Linked DNA regions of Mus musculus: regions 1 and 3 are each linked to region 2. A link is a loop called in an ENCODE intact Hi-C map of the cell type or tissue named here. Cell type or tissue: heart. All regions are shown on one strand. Region 1 overlaps Slit3 (slit guidance ligand 3). Region 2 overlaps Slit3 (slit guidance ligand 3). Region 3 overlaps Slit3 (slit guidance ligand 3).

Evidence for each region. A loop is a pair of places that touch in the nucleus more often than their neighbours do. Peaks named below come from ENCODE experiments on the same cell type or tissue, not always from the same donor. Only the 100,000 strongest peaks of a DNase experiment are listed, where the experiment ranks them.
Region 1: it touches region 2 in a loop (1.8-fold over the local background); 3 of 42 quality-filtered maps call a loop at or near these places.
Region 3: a loop joins it to region 2, with 2.0 times the contacts of the local background. A loop is called at or near these places in 3 of 42 quality-filtered maps.

What each region holds. Positions count from the first base shown.
Region 1 is chr11:35,279,314-35,287,313 of GRCm38, reverse strand. The region is part of intron 4 of Slit3 (slit guidance ligand 3); the gene reads right to left. Among named protein-coding and RNA genes, the nearest start is that of Gm46277, 4.7 kb to the left of the region's middle. In heart, no CTCF peak of the experiment used is centred here; DNase peaks (open chromatin) are centred at 3,293 and 6,274; H3K4me3 peaks cover 755 bases; H3K27ac peaks cover 3,829 bases.
Region 2 is chr11:35,337,319-35,345,318 of GRCm38, reverse strand. All of the region lies in intron 4 of Slit3 (slit guidance ligand 3), which reads right to left. Among named protein-coding and RNA genes, the nearest start is that of Gm46277, 53 kb to the right of the region's middle. In heart, no CTCF peak of the experiment used is centred here; a DNase peak (open chromatin) is centred at 4,368; H3K27ac peaks cover 2,319 bases.
Region 3 is chr11:35,289,934-35,297,933 of GRCm38, reverse strand. The region is part of intron 4 of Slit3 (slit guidance ligand 3); the gene reads right to left. It overlaps Gm46277 (a long non-coding RNA gene), which reads right to left. Exons shown (of 2, transcript XR_003949657.1): 1 at 1-8,000. Among named protein-coding and RNA genes, the nearest start is that of Gm46277, 6.0 kb to the right of the region's middle. In heart, no CTCF peak of the experiment used is centred here; DNase peaks (open chromatin) are centred at 433 and 4,563; H3K27ac peaks cover 1,940 bases.

The DNA.
Region 1 (8,000 bases), 58 kb after region 2:
GCAGGGAAAGAAGGATAAAAGAAAAACCTTGTCGTGGGCACTAGATCAGGGGAGAGGGGGCTGCGGAATGGGGAGGCTAAGAATAACATCTGTGCCAACTGTTTATTTTGGTGATTGTCTGAAACTCGCAGGCAACATGGCTGAGCACAGCTGTCATGGAAACACAATTCCATCGCAGATGACAAGGTGGCATAAAGACAATGTAGGTGCTAAGAAGGTACAGCAAACAAAACTACCTGTCAGGCAGCAAGAGAGAGGAAGAAAATCTCCCCTCACACACTTTCGCGTAATTAAATGTCAGATGTACACAATGCAGTAAAATAATTAGCATGGCATAATTACAGTTCTGATGGAGTCCTGTGTATATGCCAAAACAAATTGCCGTACTGGAGCACAAGCTGTTAAAACAAATTGAGTTACTTAATTTTTACATGTAGCAGCCTGTTTTATCATTTCCTAAGATGCAAATGTTTCATTAATAATGCAGCCGTTCTAAATGCGCACAGCTCTGGGCCACCACACGGGCAGATCGCCTCCCTTAGAAACTGCACACCAGGTCCAGCTGGTTTGTGGATGAGCATCCTGCCACATGGAGCCCTGCCTAGCCCTCCCCCATGTGGTCTCCAAAGCCAACAGACATTTTATTTAATATTTTTAACGTTTTTTTTTTAAAAATAAGATTAACATTAGCAATAAAGATCATTTCACATTTTATCTCATTTATGGGCCGTTTCTCTCTTTTATCATAGTTTTAAAAGAGCCTTTATTACTCTTTTCTAAGAATTGCCACATAAAAGTTACATGTATTTATAGTATACTGAGAGATGTTCAATACATGTGTTTATTGTGCAATGTTGAATTCTGGGTAACGTACCTTTACAAATATCTATCAGTTCTTTCTTGTAACTGTGTGAAATGTACAAAAAGTTATTGCTATCTGTAGTTACCATGCAAAATCGCACGCGATCTCTTTGCTCTGATGTAACTTAGTAGCCTCTGACCAACCCCTCCAGTACCACTGATGACCCCCCATTCCTCCTTCACCTCAATGACTAATGAGATCAAGTTGCAGAGGTTCCACAGGAGCGAGACCGTGGGATACTTGTCTCTCATTGGTGGACAGCACAATCTAGAGCTACCCATTGGTTCATGTGCCATATCCCCGTTTCTGTGACAAAACGCCCTGAGGAAAGCAACTTGGTGGAGGAAGGGTTTATTTGGCTCACAGATCCAAGTGACAGTTCCAAGTGACAGTCCATCATGCAGGAAAGCCAAGGGGGCAAGAACTTCAACCAGTTAGCTAGTCACATCCCATCAATGATCAAGGAAGCAGCAAAGAACGAACGTTCATTACAAGTTCCACTTCTCCATGCTAAGACATCTCAGGACCCCTCGCCTAGGAATGCTACAGCCCACCATGAGAAGTGCCTTTCTGTATAACTAATGTAATTAAGAGAACCTCCCTCAGACATGCCAACCTAGTGTAGACGTCCCTCATGGAGACTCTTCTCTGGCGATTCTAGACGGTGACATTGACAGTAAACACTGACTGTAACACTTGCCTTCTCAGTGGCTGCTCACTGAACGTCCACACAACCTAGAAGGAGTGGGTACCACAGTGTCTCTCTCCGCAACCACACACACTGCAGGCTTTCTGTGTTCAGTTCAGTCTTTGAGTGACCTAAGACTTTAATGCACACTGCTCTCCAATCTCAAGTACACACCTCCTACTCCTACAAAGCCTTCTCTTCCACCCCTCTAGAGTGCCCTCATTCTCTCTATAGGGTGCGACTGAAATCCCCAGGGATACTTTCTCCCCATGACCTATAAGAAGTGTCCCCACCCATCTGATTCTCTCTATACTAGAGCTCATGGCTTATTCCTTGGATTTGGTACAATTGTGTGTTTAAGTTTGCTTAAGGTCTGTTGTGCCCACAATCTCTAACCCTCTTGAGGAAGGGACCACTTCTTGTTTCGACCACTGCTGTATATGCAGTTAAGGCCATTCCTGGAATGTAGTAGGTGACCACCACACTCACACTCTTGCTTTGTGATGGCAGCAAGCTTGTGTCCCTCACCATGTGTCAATTTTCTCCTCTACAAATAAGGGTGGACTGGGTGATATCTCCTTAACCTGTGGACTATCCCTTCTTAGATCCATGAGAATAGCTCAACAACTGTCAACACTAATAATAATTCCACGACATGAAATGCCAAAGAAATTACTAGATGCATAAAAATAATAATTACTCGCCTATCACAGGTACTGAGGGTAAGTATTATTTCATGATACTCTCTGTGAGGGTGTGTGTGTGTGTGTGTGTGTGTGTGTGTGTGCTTCCTTGTTTCCTGGTCATGATACAACACTTTTCACATCATGAGATGCTGAAAAGCTTTAAAATTATGGAAATTGATGTGGGGGAAATGGATCAGTGGTAAGAATGTTGTTTTACTACAATAAGTATCTTAGTTCGGATCTCTAGCACTAATGCAAAACCCTGGTGTGCATGTGATGTCCTACACCTACACCTACACCTACACCTACACACACACACACACACACACACACACACACACACACACACTCACACATATTCACACACATGCACACATGCACATACAGCTGGAAAGTGATTCTAATGAAAGACAATCTCTAAGATCTGTGCTTGGTCCCAGCCTTGGCATTCTATGCCCCCCCCTTCCTTTCCTCTCACAACCAGGGCAATGAGAGGCAGGTCTAAGTCCAACAGGCTTATTCTCCACTGGAGCTGAGGAAGAGACTTTCAGGCAACAGCCTTGGGCCATGAAAGAGGCTTGTCACCCTCAGTCCTGCCTTTGGGATAGCCTAGGTGGGGAAAGACAAACTCCTCTTTCTCAGCACTGATCACCCTAGGCAGTCTCCTGAAACCCTCACTTAGGGGTGGTGAAAACGAGAAGGGAGACCCAGAAAGAAGTTGACTCTTAACCTCCTGATCAAATGGGGCTTAGGGATGAAGACAGCACCAAAGTCAAAATCCAATCTGTCTAGAACACCTCCCCTCCTCTCCGAAAACAGGCCTCATAGCAGGCTACCTAAACTGGGAAGGTAGCCTGGAACCTTGGAGGGTGACCTCACTGGTGGCCTAGGATCTCTTACACGAAGGAGCATGGGCTGTTGGCTTCTGTGGTCTAGTTTTACTCCAGCCAAAAGGAGCAGGTGTTTCCCAAGGTACTCTTTCAACCCTACACCCAGCCCTGGTCACCCCCTTACACAGGCCCAATGCCACCAAGGCATTTGACTAGAGCAGAGCTGGCTAGAGTTTCAGTATAAACAGCCCAGTGACCTTGGATGTTGGCTTGGCTATCCTCAGGCTTGGAATAGCAGGTAACAATAGTCTACTTGGCAGTCAGACTAGAGCACTCGGCACCAATGCTACGGGGTGAGCGGCTAACTTGACCCTCTAACTTGAAACCATGGTAACCATGGCTTGGCCTTCCTTTCAGTTCCTAAAAAGCCAATCTTGGGGGTGTAGGACAGGATTCAGCTTTCCCATTAGGAAAAACATGCCAATTATTCTGCCTAGAAAGAGGTGCTGTGTGTTTAAATACACACACACACACACACACACACACACACACACACACACACACACGCATACATATGTGTATATATGTATATGTGAATACATGGGGGTATGTACATCTAAAAGTAAGAGTTGTGCCATTAAAGCTCAAGACTCAGTCCTGGTACCTGGCACCGTCTTTTGCACTGAGCAGAAAGTCTCACCCCTGGGCAGGACTCCGCAGGGGCTTCCTGGCCAGGCCTGGCTTCAGAAGCATGGCGGCCTGTCTCACCTTGCCCAGCCTATGGCTGCAGCAGGAACTTGAAAAGACATTTTCTCATTGGATCAGCACTGACTTACATCTTACATCCTCTCCTCTCTCTTAATCGTTCTGCACCCCTCCCCCTCCCCTCACACCCTCCCACTCACAGGCACACATAGCAAAACAGCTTGCTTCAAAGCGGGAGGCAGGAGAAGGGTATCTATTTCTGGCAAGCTCCCCGAGGAGGCCTCAGGGGGCTGGTAACTTACTCGCCTCCTCGGATCAGCCATCCGAACAAGCCTTGCCTCTCCTCTCCGTGCCCACCCTGGATCTCAGACCACCCTGCCTGCTCAGCGGCTACAGGATGCTCTCCTGCCTGGGCTTTCCCTGGCTCGGTCCCCCTTATCCACATCCCCTAAGCAGTCAGTAGCTGTAGGGAAAGCAGCTTCTAGAACAGAGAGGGTCACAGCTCTGCGTCCCTTGAGCTGCCTTTCCAGGTCACACTGGCTGGTGCCACACTGACTCCCCTTTGTTCCCACCCACCAGCTGCACTCCTTTGTCCATACTAAGGAGCCTCCAAAGATTCAGGAATTCCAGTGTCAGAACTAAGAGGGCTCTTAACATGACAGGATAGTCACACAATAACAACCCTAAATCCAAGCAGAGGAGGACAAGGACAGTCTTTGAGGATGGATGCCTAGGTGTGATCCCCCATCCCAGGTACCCGTGAGCCAATGATGTAAACATCCCAGGCCTCAGTTTTCTCATCTGAAAATGGGCTCTGCACTGTGACATCAGTAGTAGATGCAATGAGCTCCTCTTTACAAGGACAGTAAATGTATCCCCTACCTCCTATGAGGTCTAGCTACTGAAGCACAACCAAAAATACACAGAAAGTCAGGCCCCGAGCACCTCCCAGGAGGTGAGATTACAGGCCTACAGGGGATGACTGAGCGATACAAAAAGCCAAGCCCGATTATGTGAAGTGAGGCCAGGTCTTGGGTGGTTCACACTGCAGCCCAGGGAATGCAGCATCAGCAACAGCATTGCCTGGCTTCCCTCCATCTCTCCCACACGCATGGGGCTTCTCTCTCTAAGCTCTACACTCCATTGTATCACCTGTACCAGAATCCTTGTGTTGAATTCTGTCTAGGGTGGGTGAGAAGTGCTGTGCCAATTAAACAAGACAGCACACACACACACACACACACACACACACACACACACACACACACTGTTTGAATTAGCTCAGCACACTGAGTTCCCACAGAGTGGGGATGCTCTGTCCCCACCTCTGTGACTCAGCTTGCCCTACAGAACTGTGGGTCCTGGCCCCAGCTCCCATTCTTGCTTTCCATACACAACACACCCAGGAATGTTTTGGATTCTGGGTATCCGAGCTATTGCAGTATTTGACATGCATGCCAAGAAACTGCTTCAGAAGGAAATGGCACCAGCAATGATATTTTGCAGAACTTTGTTCTGCATCAGAAATAATGACTGATGGGCTTCTCAGTGACACACTCCTCGAAGCTGTCACAGTGGAGAGTTACTGTCTCCCGAGGACCCCAGCCTCTCTAGCACTTTCTGGAGACCTTTCCTAGGCCAGACTCCTTTTTTTTACCCCAATGACACTATAAACAGAATTTTCCTCCTCTAATTTTGTATCAACAAACTTCTCCCAAGACTGAACACAAGTCCTTTGTGTTTGGTTTCTTCCTGGGTGCTTGGTGTAGGTTGGTTCCATTAAAACCTTAAAGCATCGGGCAGTCTTTTTTCAGGGACCCTGTGCTAAGCTAATTAAAGAGAAATAGATGCCATAGGGAAAAAGCATCCGTGGTACACTTACAGTAGGCTAAAGGGCCCACGAGTCGCTGTTTGCTGGATGAGAAGGCTGATGGACAAGATGGAACATGTTTTGCTATTCTTTGTGCAGAAGATGCTTTGCAAATGATTTTGCACGTATGGTACTCTCTCTTCCTTTCAGCTATTCTGTTCTTAAGATCCTCAGGTCTCAGAAGGATTCTGAGACCCTGGGAGGTAAGTGAGCTTGTCCAATACACACGGCTAGCTGGGGAGAACTGGCTCCACATTGACTGCTACTAAACTGACTCTATCAAGCACTAGCCAGACCCCTGTGGCTTCCAGTCAAGTCAAATGTGGATGGAAGAATTAGAGTAAAGTGGGAGTGAGGGAGCCACACCAGGAAGAAGTTAGTGATGGAGACAACGTTGAGATAGTGACAAGTTCACGTAGTGCCAAACTACAAGGCTGAGGCTCTTCTGGGAAAAGCCAGAGAACCTTTTCTATGCCTCTTGTCAGCAGCTATCCCTCTGTCCGTGCCTTGCTCAAATGAAGAATGCATTGGGAGAAGCCAATCTATCTGCCAGTGTCCCAGGGACCTGCTCCGTGCCAGATACCCTCATGAGCAAATATTGATATATTAACCGCAGCTCAAACACTCTAAGAGCAGCAAACACACTCAGCACGGAGCGGGTTGGCTGGCCTGTGGCCACCTCCCTGCAGCCCAGAGCCAGAAATGGGCTGTTCTTCCCAGTGGAGGAATCTCTGCAGGGCCTTTGAACTGAAGCTAGCTAGAGGACACGAGTCCAGGGGATACTAAAAAGAATTCTTGATGATGGGCAAGTGGCACAGGAGGCTGGAGATAGAACCAAGGTCTGTCCATAAAGAGCTCTGGGGATCGTCATCACTATCCTCGTGCAAGCTGCAGAGCTGTGAAATTAGGCCTGGAGGAAGAGCCTGGGGAATGAGAGGCTCTAGGGCCATGATTGTGATGCTGACAAGTCTAATGGATCCAAGTCTGACCCTGCTCTTGTTGATATTTACAGAGTAACAAAAGCCAGAAACTGCTTCATCTCTTTCTCTCTTCATGTTACTCCCTCTGCCCCTCAAGAAGAGAATGGAACTAAGTTTTGTTTAAAAGTGTGACATTTAATTAATTATGTTAGAAGATGGCAGGGCTGGAAGAGACTCAAGACTGTTTAACCCAAACTTTTAATTTAATGGCGAGGAGATACTCCCAGGAAGGTTAGCTAATCTGCCAAGATCCTGTGTAATAAATGACACTGGCACCTTCCAGCTGTGGTCATTCTGTCTGCTGAAATCTTGAGTGGGTACAAAGGGTGCTAGGCGGGTATAAAGATGAAGGAAGAGAGGCTGGCAGGTAGGGTGCACACTTGTGGGCTGTGGCATGTTGATGGTGTAGTATGAAGAAGATCACATGCCCAGCTAGTATGCAGTAAGGATGATAAGATGTCCGACAGGCAGGGACTGTAGTAGAATCCTAGGACTGAACGGAAGGTACTGCTTGTAGCGCCATGAGCAAGCATGATTCTGAGGCATTGTCTGGACTCCGCAGTCAAGTGTTCTGCAATTGATTCATGATGTAACCCACAGGCATAATGGGAGGACTACCCACAAATACACCAATTACCTTGAAGTCCTCTTTGGATGTTAACGGCTAATGCTGCAGATGCTCCTGGACTCTGGGGCCTTTTTTTCACAAGTAAACATGGTAGATTCTTCCCAGGAGAAAACAGGCTATTTTATGATGGTGTGCAGACCGAAAGGAGTCCACTGGATGCAGGAAGAAAGCAGGGGGCCGAGGGGTGGGGCATGCAGGAAGCAGTGCTGGTAGCTCTTGGCATCTTGCTGCCTTTGCTATCACTACAAGACTCCTCTGCAAGGTTGCTGCAGGAGGACACCACAGACCTGTCCTATCCCCAGGGGATAGTCACTCAGAGGCCACAGAAGCATGTGACAAGTCTTAGATAAGGCATGCAGCTTTCTGCCATCATGGAGACTTCGAAATCCCAGGAGCAACATTTCCGACCACCACCTGAGACTTCATGGACCACAAAGGGAGGAGTGGGGTGACAGCAGCTAGGAGCAAGACAGTGTGAGGCTTTCTTCCTCACACTGAGAGGATGGCTCAACATCGCTTCTGGGAGGAAAGAGGGTTTGGAGAGTTGGTATTGGGTGAAGGAAACTCATAGACAGCAGGAATTAGGTGCTCCAGCAGCGTCTCTAGTCATGGCCCAACGGATTCGCTGATGTTAATATATTTATTTTCTCTTGTCTGTCTGTCTGTCTGTCTGTCTGTCTGTCTGTCTGTCTGTCTCTGTCTCTCTCTCTGCATGTCAACAGTAACCCTCTGCTTCTGAATCAAGAACAAA
Region 2 (8,000 bases):
CAGCTCCCAATACCGACACAGGGCAGTTCGCAACAACAGAGCAGGTGTGATGCGCATGCTTGTGCGCCCGCCTCCCTGTAAACATGATGAGATTTTCATGCTGGAGGTGACAGCGTGGAGAGGTAGAACTGGTCCTCGTGATGAGACTAGAGCCCTTATGAAGAGCCCATGCAGGGACTAGCGCAACCACCCAAAAGGTTGACAGCACTTGCTGCTCTTCCAGGGGAGCCAGGTTCAATTCCCAACACCAACACTGGGCAGCTCACAACCACCTGTAACTCTAGCTCCAAGAGACCTAATGGCCTTTTCTGGTACACATGGACCATGGACACATGAGGTGCATATACACTCAGGCACACATACATGCACATTAAATCAATCAATCAATCAATCAATCAATCAATCTTTGTAAAAGGTGAGTGTGTGTGTGTGTGCATACCTATGAGTTCTCATTAAGAAATCAACAGTCTTCAGCCCAGAGCAGACCCTTACCACACACAGCCTGACCATGATAACCTGTCTAGCCCCGTGGAGAGAGCTCTCAATGTCTCTGCCCAGTGGTGTTGCTTCCATCCCCACTTCCTTGGAGGTGATGAGCTACAGTCACCAGATGAGTAAGATTTCTCAGGATCTCCAGAGCACTGTGTAATTTCTCTCCCTGACCTCATGTCTGTCACATCACATGACACGACCTTAGTTCCGGCTCCTCCCCGAGAGTCCCGCTTGAGGCTTGTCAGGAGCTCAGGGATCTGCAAAGAGGAGCTGTGGACCATAAGCTGAATGCCTTTCAGCTTATGTGTGAGGCACTGCTCACTCTGGGTTCCAGTTCACTCTGAGCCAGATTAGAGAGATGAATGACTATCCGAGCATCTCTGAGGGAAAACACACCAATATCCTTCCCGGCTTATACTAAGTGGGAACTACAGTGGCACCCAACTGCTGGGAGTCAGAGACACCAGGACTCAAGTCACTTTCCAAGCAACTCGCACCTCTCATTGGCCTGGTTTTCTCATGTGCCTCGTGGGGCCGCTGTGGGGTTCGATGAGTCCATCTCCTAGCCTAGTTCAAGGAATAATACTCAGTAGATGTAAGTCACTTTTATTTTCCCATAAAGGTTCCTTGCTGGCTCACTAAGGGCTGAGAACGCTACTTTACAATGATGGCAACGGAACCTCCCCCGGCAGTTTGGTTCACTGTTCCACGAATGGAAAGCGCTGGATGGATTTATCCCATGTTCTAGAAGATGCTCAGGGTCAACCTGGAACTTGAGCTGGGACACGGGTGTTCTCAAATTTTGGATCTGTATTCATCCTGCATAATTTTCCTTTAGTCAGAACAATACATGCCACTGACCTTACAGAGGCTCATCCACCCACAGCCTCAACTCCATGGTCCACCATATAATAGCTGTGGTTGTAGTCACAGCCTGTCAGCTGCACCCACTGGGGCTCAGTGGAGACGCCCTTTTTGCAGTATCAGTTAGGTCTTCCATTCTGTCTCTGTCTGACCCTCTTACAGAGTTCAACCCAGTCCCCACACAAGATGGCTCTGCTGCTGTCCACAAACCTTATACACAGGATCCATCTGTGTTTGGCCAGGAAGACTGTGAAATAACATCAGTGGGATGTTCCCAGCCTTAACTGGGAAAATGCTAGATAGATTGCCATTAATCTAAGTTCACAATATACCCCTGAAGAAATATCCCTCACAGTGGGAGAAAGACAAGCACCATGATGAATGAATGATTCCCTGCCCCGCCATGCTCTCTGGACAGAAAGACACCCAGGCACAAGACGCCCTGCCTTGAGCACAGTCTGAATCCATGTCATGCTAGAAGAATTCCATGCAGTTAGTTTGACACAAAGGCCTGTGTGTGTGTGTGTGTGTGTGTGTGTGTGTGTGTAAACTTGCTCAGGAGGAAACCTTTCCTAACTAGAATTGTGTTTTACAGTACACTTATTGCTCCGTTTTGGTATATTTCTTGTCCTTTCCCAAACTCAAGTATAAAACCTGCACAAATTCATGCTTCAATGACTGAAAATACCCACAGGCAAGAGTGTGGTCATGCTAAATGCCAGACAGGGGCTACTACAAGCTGTACACACCAGACTCTAACTGGCCACACCAGAGCAGGTCCTTAAGTAATTACCTCTGCATCCTCCAGGGTCATATGAGTCTGACCATCCTTTACAGAATTCCTCTTCTGCCTTGCTTTAGATCCATTCCAGAAAGGAGGGAATGTGAATTCCTACACGGAGCAGACAGCATCTTTTTGTAATCTCTCCCTCACCCGCCATCTTTAGTCTTTAATCCCTCTCCTGTCCTGATTCCCTTCTGGAATGGAAAGGATAGGGACAATTTTCTCAGAATCCAGGCTCTCGAACACTGCGACATTCCAAAAGTTTCTTGGATACTTTACTCTGTCTTTATACCCTATTAGGGACTCTTTGCTCCAGGATCCATTCCACCTAAGACTGTTTTTAACTTCCTCCTCTGTGTGCATGGGATGCAGGGAGATCGTAGTGAAAGTTTTATATGTGCAATGTGAACACCATAAATCAGGGCCCTGGCAGTATTTAAATCTGTGAAATGCAAAGGGAATTTAAATAACAAGTCAGCCACACAGGCAGGTGGCCCCGAAGCTCTGGAATGTGCATCTCACGCTAACAGCTCGCACGTTTATATTAAGGTACTAGAAGCAGCCAGCAGAAGGAGAAGAAGGTGTTAACAATGACTGCAAATATTTCCTTAAGGATACATTTCCTCTATTTCCTCCAAACATAAATCCTGACAGCATGAATTCTGGATTTATTCACAGAGAAGACTGCTTTTAATTTATTGGATGATATGAAAAAGCCATTCTCTAATCTATACTGGGATAGCATATTGGTTAAGGAGATGTACTTAGCAGAGTAAATTACTTTTGTAAAGGAAAAGCTTAAACTACAAAACCAGCCCATTGCTAATGCACACCTTCCATTGGGCTTGGTGTCAAAAATGGCATTCTGTTACTGTCTTTTCCTAAGAAGATACATCTTCTTACATTGTTACAGGTCGTACTCAGCTCTTGGGACACACCTTCTTTGACTCCCTGGAAGGACACTTATTGAAGTGGGAGGGAGATTAGGGGAAAGAACTTTTTGCCAGTTCTTGGCTCTGGGAAACTGTATCTTGACTCTCTGGATGGCTGGAATGGAAACTCACTTTCTGCACTTTAATCCAATCACAGCAATCATGGTCCCATTGGTGAATGCCCAGTATGTGGCGGGCCTTATAGCATGTGAATATTTTCTGATATGTGATCTCATCTGCTACTTGCAAAGAGTCAGCATTTGGATTTTTCTCTTTATAACAGATACAACAGAGGCAGGGGGGCCGGAGGAGGGTGGGGTGGGTAAGCACTCTGACTCTGGTCACAGAGTTGGAAAGAGACAGAGGCAAAGTTGACCGACATCTTGCGGGGTTTCATAGATATTGATTCAACAGTTGGCCAGAGCTTAGTGTTCCTGTTCCTCGTGCCTGCCTGCTGCTACATCAGCTCGACCCATGTCCTCTCTCTAATCTATTGTCCCGGGAGATGGAACTTCTTTCAGTATCAAATCCAGTCTAGGCACGGCAGCCGGGTTCTAGGGATATTCCTGTGATAGGTTGGACATTGTGCATAGATTTCCATACTACCATAGCTTTACGGCAGGGCAGCTCTCCTCCCTCCTTGTTTTAACAGAAGGGAAACTGAGAGCTTTTCGGGCTCTTCTCCAGCACTTAGTAAGCTGTTTGCTTGGCTGGACACTATGAATTTTTATCACCCATGGTTACTACTTCACTTTATCTTTCACACTTTTGCTTTTAGAGAGGTGTGAGAAATATTAATATGGCCCTTAAAGAAACAGAATTCAGAGGAGAGAGGTTCACTTCTTAAGCGGCCCTATATAATAATACCGACAGAAAGATTCAGTCAGCTTTCAGCCTGCGGACACCACCCACAATGCTCAGAGAATTAATTCCACAGAATTGAAAATGCTCATAAGACTCTTCCACACCTGCCCCAAATATGTTCTACCCAAGGTGTTAGGATCAAAATGACAGAAGCAGCATCCCCTACCCAATGGATACCATCACACTGAGCAGGGCCCAAAGTTCCAGGCATTCTTATGGCCTATTTCCCCCTTTTGCCCCTCTTGAGTAGCCTGTCTGTTATATCCTGGTGTTCCCAGAGGCTCTAAGCCAGTGACTCTTGAGAATACTTTTGAGTCAACAAGTCACCAAAACCATCATCCTCTTTTAGATTTGACCTTTTCCATGACCTTGCACTCAGCCACATCAGGCACACCCTGCTTACTGCTAGGGAGTGTAGAGGACAAGCTGGCTTGGCCAGGACATCCTTGGTTCCTGGGAACGGAACAGTTCTCTTTCCATGGCTCTGAGCCAGTGTGAAGGTGAAAAGTGTCAACCGCCCAAGAGCTTCACAGGAGCTCACAGATCTCTTTCTAAAACGACATGTATCTCTTTCCCTTTGTCACTTCCGGGGGACGGGGGAGGGGGAGGGCGGAGAGAAAGAGAGAGACAGAGATACATAGAACACACAGAAAGACAGAGACAGAGAGACAGAGACATAGAGAGACACAAAGGGAAGACTCCTATGAAGAGAGAGAGAGACAGAGACACACAGAGAGAAACATAGAGACAGAGAGACAGAGGCAAAGACAGAGAGACAGACATACACAGAAAGGTAGAGAGACACACAGACAAGAGAGATAGAGAGACACAGGCATAGAAGAGACACACAGAGAGAGACAGAGAGAGACAGAGAGACAGAGAAACAGAGAGAGAGACTGTGACAGAGACAGGAGACACACAGAGAGATACAACGACAAAAGCAATAGAGACAAAGGACAGGAGTCAGAGAGAGATTGCTGGAGACAGAGAGGGTCACAAACAGAAATGAAATACATAGACACGGGGAAGCAGAGACATGAGACAGATACGAGAGACACATAAAGAGAACACACCACACACACACACACACACACACACACACACACACACACACATACATTCAGTAGTTACATCAAAGGAAAGGCAACTAGAAAGTAACATGTTTGAGCAGAGAATGGTCCCTGTTAACTTCTGGAGCCTCTTAGTGGTAAGCTCAGCAGCTTTCGATGTCTGCTGCCTTTGTGTGGGATAAGTGTCTTTCTCCATTGGCCAGGTGGGGAAACAGAGGCTCACAGAGGAAAAGCAGCCTAGCTAAAGCTCACAAAGCTACAAACCTGGTCTAACTACAGAACAGTGAATAAAACCCAGGTTCGCCATGACATTTACTGCGTGGCTTTGTCTAGAGTTGGCTGCACGCATCTGGAGAGTCTTCAAGGTTGATTCTTCAATCCTGAACCCAGAGTTGATCTTTGCTTCCCTTTAGCATGAAGTGATGATATAGGCAGCCAGGGGAAGATTTGCTTTTTAGTGAAGTAGAACTGAATCCTTCAAAAGATACATGATCCCAAAGTTAGCATCCCAAGGTGGGTGAAGTACAAAAAGAGGCAGTTTCCAAAATAAGAAATTCAAAATTAAAACAGCTAACAACCACCATTCTTGAAACCTACAAAGAAAAAAAAAACCACTTAAAAATAATAGTTCGGTATGCTTAAAAACACATGTAGAAGTAACCACTCCTTATATAGTCTAAACTGCTCACATGTTCAGCCTCTTTAGAAGACAATGTGCCAGGGCCTACCACTGATAATCTCTACAGCCTCTGACAAGTATCTCAAGTGTTCACCCAAGGAAATAATTATGGTTTGTTTTTTTAATGAATTGATAAGTTGCCAATAATAATATAAGCTTTAACGTCATCCAAATGTTCAACAAAAGACAGAAATTAATAAATTATGGTTACATTTATGTAATGGCATCCTTGGCAGATCTCAAAAGGCATTTTGTAGAAGATGATTTAATGGCGTGGGAAAGCACCCGTGATATATCGCTATGACAACAACGTGCCATTTGTGAAGAGAATAACAGATTAAAATCCATGCCTAAAAAAAGACAGAATAAATAAGCAGAGTCAACATGAATAGTAATTATGCATGTTGCATCCTTTCTTTGTGGCATATCTTCATAAAGATGTCCATCCTCTTCTTTATCCTTTCAGCAAATGTGCATGTGAAGGTCGACGAAACACAGTGTATCCAGACAGACAGAGGATAGCTAGGCAGCTAGGATAAAGAACAGAGCCGACCAGCAGCCGGGGAGGCAGCCACAAAGTGCTTGATGTGCAAGCGTGAGGACCAGAGTTCCATCCCTTCTGTGCTTGTTAAAAAGCCAGGTGTGGCTGTGCATAACTTATAATCCCAGTACTGGAGAGGCATAGACAGGAGGATTCTTGTGGCTGGTTAGTCCCAGTCTAGTCAGCAAGTCCCAGACCAGTGAGAGACTCTGTCTCAACAAATCAAGGTGAGAACTGACACCTTCAACTGACCTCTGCTTTCTGCTCCTGTGTGCAGCCATACACAGATCACAAACACGCACACATGAACATGAGAATGAAAAAGCAGATTATCACCTCATAAGGGCAATGGGCCTCTGGGAAATTGATCCACCTCTAAATCCTCTAAAAACATCTCAGGAGGCAGAAAGAAGGTCACAGGTTCTACTTCAGTCCAGCGAACCGTGACACTGTAGCCTTCCTGCCAGCCGGCTGCAGGCTCACCGACAGGCATCCAGGTATTTGAGCTTTTCCCAACCAGTGACATAAGTACGCTTCCGGATATATTCCAATAGGTCTAAGTTTTCTAGGAACCTCAAACTTCAGAGAAAAGGAAGTGGGCTGTGTTGTAATTAGCACCGTACAATCACACAGTCCTGGCGCTGAGGGTCTGCACTTCTGCACCTGCGGGCTTCCCAGCCTTGGACTCTCACCAGCAGCTCTGAAGTGCAACCAACGAAAGAGAGCACGCTCAGGCCAGTTGCTGCCAGCACTCGGGGCATCATACCGAGCAAGAACACTTGAGGAAAATTATTTAGCTATGATCATTATTGGCTGCTTTTAATCACAATAATGAACTAATGCAGCAGTACTTATGCTTGGGCAAGTCAAAGAGTATCCATTAAAAATCTAATTAAAAGCCAGTCCTTAAGAAGAACCGTGGCTTATTTATCTCTCTATTAGGTAATAGAAACCACTGAACGGTACAGCTTGGAAATTTTCCACTAGTCACGCTGGTAAGCAGTATTCCCTTTTCGGTTGTAAAAGTACAATAAATCCTGCTTTAAGGGAACTCCTGCTAGGCTTCAAGAAGAGAGACGAGAAAAGGAAGAAGAAGGGGAGAGAGAAAGAAGAAATGTTAAGAATAACATTTCTATCCTGCCATTTTCAACAAAACAAAATAACCCAACAACCCAGGTATATATTTCTATAAGAAAAAAAAAAACCTTACAGACAACAATCTGTTAATAGTCAAATGAGATGCTTTCGTGTGACAATGAGAGTGACTGGTGGTGGGCAGTGTGGATAAGGAATAGCCCACGAAGGGCCCCAGATAGCTGTGCTAGGAGGTTCCCAGTCCCCATGGCGCAGAGCCAGCGGGGTGAGGAACAACCTTGCAGATGCCGTCAATCCCCATCTGGTCTAGGCTGGAGCAATGACGATGTGCCAAGTTGAGCACTGGTCCTGCAGAGAGAGAGCCACCAGGCAGGATGTCCAGGAACTCAGCCCTGTGCAGGGTGATCCTCGAAGGAGTGTGTGTCTGAGGCTCTGGAGCCTGGAAGGTGGCTGACTTCTGCTGGATGCCCATGAACAAGCGTGTCTTCTGTGCTGTTATGTTGTTGTTGGTAAAGAAGACAGTACAGAGCTATCAGGCTACATGACCCCACCTGAGAGTTACAAGAGGTTTGGTATCAGAAAAGAAGCAGAAGTAGTGAAGAGGAAGAGAGACATCGGCAGAAATAAATATGAAAAAAAAAAACTGTAGTATAGTGACTACATACACAGGATGATAAAA
Region 3 (8,000 bases), 47 kb after region 2:
ATTTGCATAACCCTTGAGGAGAAACTTCACCTTGCTCCTCAATAGGTAGGATGGGGCTCATTGCTCAAGGACTGTGTTCATCCAGGGACACAGCAAATCAGAGGCTGCCTTGGTCTGCAGTTATAGTGTCTCTTAGGAGGGGCTGGGGCAGCCATACTTTCTAATTAATCATACAGGGAAGGTACCAACCACGCCGTGAGCGTCCGCCATCCTAGCACATCCATAAAAGCAAGAAAACAGGACTTTACAAACCACTAGGATACAGAACCTGACAATGGACTTACAGTCTATAAAAAGTGAGGCTCTGTGCCCAGCCTGGGGAAGCTGGGAGAGCCAAACGGGAAGTAAGTGAGCAGAGACCACGTGGAATAACTTCCTCCAGGCAGATCCACGGCACCGGACCTTCTGCAATAATTACTGTAGTCCTTCTCCCCAGTCTCTCCCCACCCCCAACCGTCCCTCTTGCCAGCAGGATTTCTTTTGCCTATAATTTTGAAAGCCAGTGGATATATTTCACTGGGAACTGGCTCAGGCCTGCCAGAAAAAGCAAATCCAGGACAGAAGTAGTGGAATTTGGACACAATGGCCATGCTAGCTACTTCCAGCCCCAAGTTCACCTCAAACCTGCTGAGGGGAGGAGACTTGGAGATTTCTAGGGACTGAGGAAAGGTGATAAACAGAATTATGTTTGTTTCAAGTTGCCACCAAACCTGCCGCCGGGGCCTTCTATTCCATGGGAATGCCTGATAAATTTTCTGCCTTGCCATCCAAAGATTGTGTTCTCCCAGGAAAAGAGCACCCTTGCGCCCCCATGCAAGATGGGCTCTGACTACTGCCTGAGAAGGCAGAAGATGGAACAGATTGAATGGAAACTGTGGGCTCTGTCCTGTGCCCTTGACATGCCACAGGGATTCCCATGCATGGGTTGGCACACGAAGGCCAAACTGACAGAACCTGATGGTTGCCGCTCTGCTGGGCCCAGTGACAAAGAAGCTCTTGGCTTCTCCACATGGAAATTCTTGACGTACAAATGTCCATCTTTCCCCTGGTGTGTGACAACAGCCTCTGTGTCCCCAGTATTGAGTAAGTGTATATAACGGAGGGGACAGGTTTGTGCTAGGTAGGAACATTTTACACTGATCCTCTTCTGGGGTTTGGCTCCCTTATCACAGTGGCTGGTGGTGCCCTTCAAAAAATTTTTTTAAAGATTTATTTATTTTCCTATTGGTGTGTATGACTGACTGTTTTGCCTGCCTGTATGTTTGTATACCACACATGCTTCCAGTGCCCATGGAAGTGAAGGTCAGAAGAGAGTATTGGGTCTGCTGGGTCTTGAGTTACAGATGTACTACCACACAGGTGCTGACAACCCAACCGCAGTCTTCTGCAAGAGCAACAAGTGCTCCTACCTCTGAGTCATCTCTCTAGCACCCTGAAGGTGTCCTTTTCATCCTGGGAGGGTTCCCTGACTTTGGATGGCTCAATTCTGACCGTTAATTCTTAGGCAGACCCAAGGCATGATCAGCTGTGACTCAGAGTAGGAGGCCAGGGAGGAGAGCTAAGCTGGGCTTAAGAGTAGTGGCAGGCATTTGGGTCAGCCTACACATCTGGGGAATTTGAGAACTTTGTGTCACTTGGGGTGAATGGAGCAGCTGATAAAAGGGTGGTTTGTCACCTGAACTTGCAAGAACCTGTCATCTGTACCTGTCACTAAGAGTGACTCACTTAGAGTAGGAACCACACTGGCCACCTTTAACCTACAATGGTATTTTTAGTTTCTCCCTTGGGTTATTCTAATTCTACTAAAACCTCAGAAGATAGGACAGAACCTCAAGGATTTAAAAAGCCACCAAAACACTATGTCTTCATCTTAAGATAATACTTATCTTAAAACTTTTAGCCCTCATTTTTTTTTTAAATTGAAAAACAAACAATAAGCCAGAGTCTCATATAGCCTGAACTTGGCCTAGAATTGTCTACACAGCCGAGGTTGATTTGGGAGTTTCTGATTCTCCTGCCTCCACCTCCCAAGTGCAGACAATACAGGCATGTGCCACCTCACCCAGTCTTACGTCTTGCTGTGGATCCAACCCAGGGCTTCATAACTCTGCCAACTGAGCTTCATTCTCATCCCCCCCAAATAATTGACTTTGGCAAATTAATTCGATACAGTCAACTACACTCACTCCCAAGCATTCAATTCATCCCCAAGTCTTACAAATGCTTGTCTGGTGTGTTGGCCCCCAAGCCTATATTCTAAACCATGATACACACAGACTGTCTCTGCAGCTTTGAAAAGCATCAAAGCTGAAATGTACAGAAGTCAAAGGCTCTGCTGACCCTGAGCCAAAGTCTTGAAATTCCACCCAAACAGAGTTCTTGGGCCCGGCCTTGAAGATGACCCCTGGAACCTATCCAATACTAAATTGCCCAAAGGAAACTTTCAGTGGCTTGGGCCCTTGTGGCTCTCCTAGGAAACAGCACTCAACTTAGATTGAGTTCTAAGCTTCATGGTGGTTTGATAAAGGGGCCTCTCTAGGCACTGAACCTATTATGTTGTTAATGACTAGAGACTGTTAGCATGCTGATTAATGCAGTCATTGCTCAGAACAATGATTAACCCAGCAGGAAGGACCAAACGCAATGAAATAATGCCTAATCACTCTGGAAGGAACTGCCAGGTGATGTTTATTTCATGAGAACTGGAGGGAAGGAAAGACACAAGCATTTTCCCTTGACACCATTGTTTCTGTCCAGCAGGTGGGCAGCTGCAGTGGGGAACTAGTCCATATCTGATTTCAGGTGTGCATTCCTCACATATGTGGAGTCAGGAGGAAAGGGACCAGGAACCCTGTCTGGGGCTGAGCCACCAGCCTAGCTGTGCTCTCTCACTCTGATCTCCCACCTTTCCTTCCAACTTAACATCTTTCTCCAGAGCAAGCACTCACCTGAGCTGTGAGGCAATTCATTTCCTTGTGCATCTGACTTGGATGGTTTTCCCGAAGCACTGCCAAGTAGAAATGGCTCTTAATTATGTCAACTCATGAAACCACACTAAAGACGACTGTATCACAACGCTCATTTGTCATATTATTTAACGAACAAGGGAGGGGGTGCTGACAGGAGGCCAATAAAAGCCCTTTCATCAGAAAGTACTCGGAGCTGAGCCGGGTTCCTCAGCTTTCAAAACCAGCCTGTTTAAATGCCTCTTCCATGTCCAGAAGGAACCAGTGCAGAAGCAAGGACGTTATCTACTTAAGGGACTGTAAAGACAGAGCTATCTTTCTGCCCGAGTAAAATTAGACTTAATTTGATCTTTCAAAAAGCACAGTTGGCCTCCATATAGTGAGGGGGCTCAGCTCAAAGTGGATAGCATTAATCTGGAGAAGAAAGAGAGACCTGATTTGCTTGGCTTCCTTCATCTTTCTCAGAGTAGCTCTGGGGACCCTGCTTTGTCGATTGCTATCAGTGTGACATGATTTCTACCCGGTGTCACTCAGCAGACCTTCACCTGTGGTCCAAGGAGAGAGCAGAGAGTGACTGTGAAGTTGCTCTGTGAAGATCCTAAGCCCTGAGGACTCTAGGTGGCACCTAGATCAGGAGAAGGCAAGGACACAGATTTTCTCTTGTTCAGTGTGGCCCTGCCCGTAGACTGACTCCAGCAATCCATTTCAGATTCTCAACTGCAGAATTCTAAGATACTATTTGTGTTACTCTGACCCAGTGGTGATGTGTTACATCTGCAGAAGAGCCTGATACAGCACTCGATCCAGGACTCCACCCTGTGCTCACAGCAGTTGTTTCTTCTCCGTACTCAGTATACCTAAAGGAGAGTCCTTCTGTTCTGTCTGATAGGGTTGGGATTACCTACCTGCCACACCCACATCCCAGCATCCCTCCCACAGGTCTCCTCTAGTCGAGCCTCAGCCTCTTATTTTGCCAAGATCAATGTTAAGATCCTTTGTTAGAAGCCCAGCCTCCACTTTTATAGGGTCTTCCAACGGAATCTCTTTTACTCTCCCTAACCACACATTATGCACTTAATAACTAGGAGGCCAAAGTTAGAGAGGTCCAAGGTTGCCCAGACTTAGACCGCTATGAGAGAGGTGCAGTCACGACGATGATAAGACTTGAGACTCCAAATCCAGCGCTTGTTATCATGCCTCTTCTTATGGGCCACCAGAGAGACTCCAGGAGGCTCTGGCCCAGAACACTCCTGGATCGCAGCACACAGAACCCCACGAGTTGGGTTTTAATTAGCTGAGTTTTGTAAGTTCTACCTTACTTGTGTGCTTGCCATGAAAGCCTTCTGGTGGCCACAGAAGCGATAAGGCTGAGGCACATGAAGAGCACAAGTCTGAGAAACATTCTTTTTTGGAGAACTCATCCAAGGAGCTAGCTCCTGTTGCCATCCCCATGGCCTGCCCTGCTTTCTTTCACCGCATCCTTTTGCTGGGATCCACGGTTAGGGCAGCTGGCCAAAGCTCTGACAGGTCGCCCTGCACCGATCTCCCTGCAGAGCACACCCCACATACCACAGTAAGCGGAGAGAGCATGGATAAGAATGTGACTCCATTTGTGCCCAGGCACTGTCTAATTCCTGCCAACAAATGCATTCCTTCCATGCCTGTCTATCAGCTGGGGACAGGGGCTCATATTTCCCAAGCAGAATTCTCTATCTTGCCTCAGGTAGAGATGAAACCAGCTGGTAAAAGGTGAGCTACACTCCTTGTAAGAGATCCACAACTGGTTTCTGGAGGTCACAGTCCATGAGGACTTCATTGGGGAGCTTGCTCTCCCAGCAGAGTTCCTGAGTTGCATTGAGATCCTCAGGGGTCAGGACTCGAGGGGTTCACAGAAAGAAACACACATTTCATCCAGGAAGAGCTCCCAGCATGTCAGTGGCCACTGTTGGGACACAAGGGTCCTCAAGGAACATCTTCCTATGTGAGACAAATTTTTACTCTGAGAATCATACACTTTGAGCGTTCTACCAAGGCTTTTGGGTAACGAGACTACTGAAAAATTTCCAAAGCAAAAGAAGATACACAACGTAGGCAGAGGGCAGTGTGTGGAAACTATGCCAAACTATGCCTCGCCGCCATTTGTAGCGTAATACTATAAAGGGAAAAATACTTTGTAATCCCCCTGAATCCCCTTCCTCTCATTCTACTCATGAACTAAAGCAGCATTGACAGAGGCAACCCTGATCCAGAGCCAAGTGACTTTAGCAGTGACATCATGCAAAGCACAATGTGGGCGGGTGACCTCTGCAGTGACGTCACGGCTGACACAGACAGTGCCTTTCACAGTGCTTCACATAGGCTTCACTTCCCAGACACAGACTCTGCTCCCTTGACACAACAATACTGGCTGGCCACTGGCGTCGTGGGGCACCAGTGGTCAGGCAGGAGATGTGTGAGCCTGCCAGACTGTCTGTGGGTCTTTCTATAATAGTGGTGCTGATGCAGACCAGGTGACTCATAGCCTCCGATGACAGGAGCCACCATAATTTGCAAGAGGCCTGGCTGCAGATAGGCACATCTCACACTTTCCCTTGGTGGCCCCGATTATTCTCTGAGATTTAAGCAAATGAGCCCATGACCCATTAGTCACTCTTGACTGTACCCCACTGGGACTCATCAGGTCTCCACGAGCCACACATCACAATAAAAGACCTACATTCACTTCAGGGATGCAAGCAATTTAGACACTTAGAGAATGTTCCCCAGATAACACACTGCAGCTTCCTTTGCAGCAAGTCAGTCTAATGCTGACCTCAGTAGCAGAGTGTTAAGAAGCAGGTAATTTGTTCCTCCTAGCCTGTTGGGAATCTGTTTTAAGACGATACCTCTCACACGCACTTATCATTATGAAAAGGAGAAGAAATAGCACTGGATATTGTGGGAGGCAGAAGACTGACCAGTAGGATGGAAGGATGGATTCCTAAAAACAAGGGCTAGACTTTCTAATGTGGGGGACAGCTGTGTTAGTCTGTTTTCTTTAATTGCTATAACAAAATACCCGAGGTTGGTGACTGTATAAAGAAAAGTGGTTTGAGTAGCTCATAGCTTTGGAGGCTAAGCAAGGGAGTCAATACCTTTAGTTCAGACTCTGGTGACAGTTTCCTTGAATGGTGTGGCAACATCATCAAAGAGGAAAGGTGTATGAGAAATCACATGGAAAGGCAGAAGCCAGAGAGAAACTCCTGGGAGTTTCCAGAAACACTGGAGTTCCCGAAGAAACTGAGACAATGCCTTCTGAGGGCATACCTGCAATGGTCTAAAACATCCACGAGGCCTCACCTCTCAAGTGACATCTTAGTGGGAACTAAGTTTCCAGTTCATGAACCATTACTGGGCCAATCACAGCCAAGTCCCTCCTGGGACCAACACAGCTAAGCCCCTGCTGGACAAATCACAGCCAAGCCCTGCTGGGCCAATCATAGCCAAGTCCCTGCTGAACTAATCACACACAGGTAAGTCCCCACTGGACCAATCACAGCCAAGCCCTGCTGGGCCAATCACAGCCAAGCCCTGCTGGACCAATCCCTACCAAAGCACAGCAACAACTTGCAGGAGCTGCCTTCAAATCAAGGCAGAAACCCTCAGATCGCATTTTTAATTCTCAGAAACCCCAGTGCCTGTCAGTTATTTGATGGGGGTAGTCACATCGATTCATCCACCTCCCCATGGAAGAATTTGCCCAGGCACAGGGGAAATTCTTTGGTTTTGTCTCCTGGGCTTCAAATGGCCCTGAACGCAGTGAGCAGTGGATATCTTTCTCATGAAATGGTTAACAACTTCCTTAGAAGAACAAGAAGTCAGCGAATGAAGCCACCAGGCCTCTGGTGAAGGCAGTTTGCAGGGGTGGGGTTTGGGTATCTGACGCCCTTCACTCCACGCTCAGGCTATTTCTTAAATCTAATTCTAGAAATGAGATCAGGGCTTTAAATGTGCTCAGTGCTGGGCAGGGGCTGATGCCAGACTTACATGAATGAGTGAATGAATGAATGAATGAATGAGTGGGTGAATTTGTTTTCTGTGGTCACATCTACGATCCTTTAAGCAAGAAAGCATTTAAATCTAACACTATTAGTTGGTGCCTTTAGACCTCTAAGAAAACTAGTTTTTTTCCTTGACCCCAAAGTATATGAAAAAACCCTAAAATTTTCTAATCTTTGACCCAATAATTCCTCTTTAAGAAACTGTTTTTATAGAAATAATCTAATGAATGTGGGTGAAAAACACTCTACTCCCAAAAGAATTCTCATAGCCTTGATATTTTACCTCATGTTCCTCAGAATAATTAAGTGAGCAAAGAGAACTTAAATGAAGCACTGTTGCGGAGTCATTGAAAATGAACCACTGTTGCAGAGTTAGTGAAAGGTTTTTTTTTTTTTGAAGAAACAGGAACCGTGCTCATGAGGGTTTTGAAGGAAACTGATGTTAGAGCACACGTCCTAACGTCATGGTGGTAGAGAAAAGACAGGGGAGCCACCAGCAGTGACCGTCTTCGGGAAGCCCGCCAGGGACATCCCCTGCCATGTGTTAGTCTCTGAAATTCCCCCAGTGAAGGATGAGTAAGGAAGAAGGAGATGAGGGACGGGTGAGGAAGCTAGTGGGCATTCAGTGAGTTCTAAGGATGAATTCCCCTTGGGAACTTGCACACTAACTCTTTAACCAACAACTTGGACACCGTTACAAAGTGTTGTCTGATCCCTCAGTATTGTCAGGCACCGTGCACAGTAGGGCTGGCAAATATAACAGTTAATCTGGCTGCAGACAGTGCCACAGGGTCTAGAGATGGCGGTTCATGCCCATCCTTTGAATGAAGAGAGAGTTCTGCTTGGGGTTATGAGAACTAAGGACATTTTACATTGCTGCTGTTGTTTTTATTTTTATTTTCCAAGATGGGGTTTCTTTGTGTAGCTTGGCTATCCTGAAACTCACTCTGTAGACCGGGCAAGGTCCTCACACATAGGGTGGAATTTTCCACTT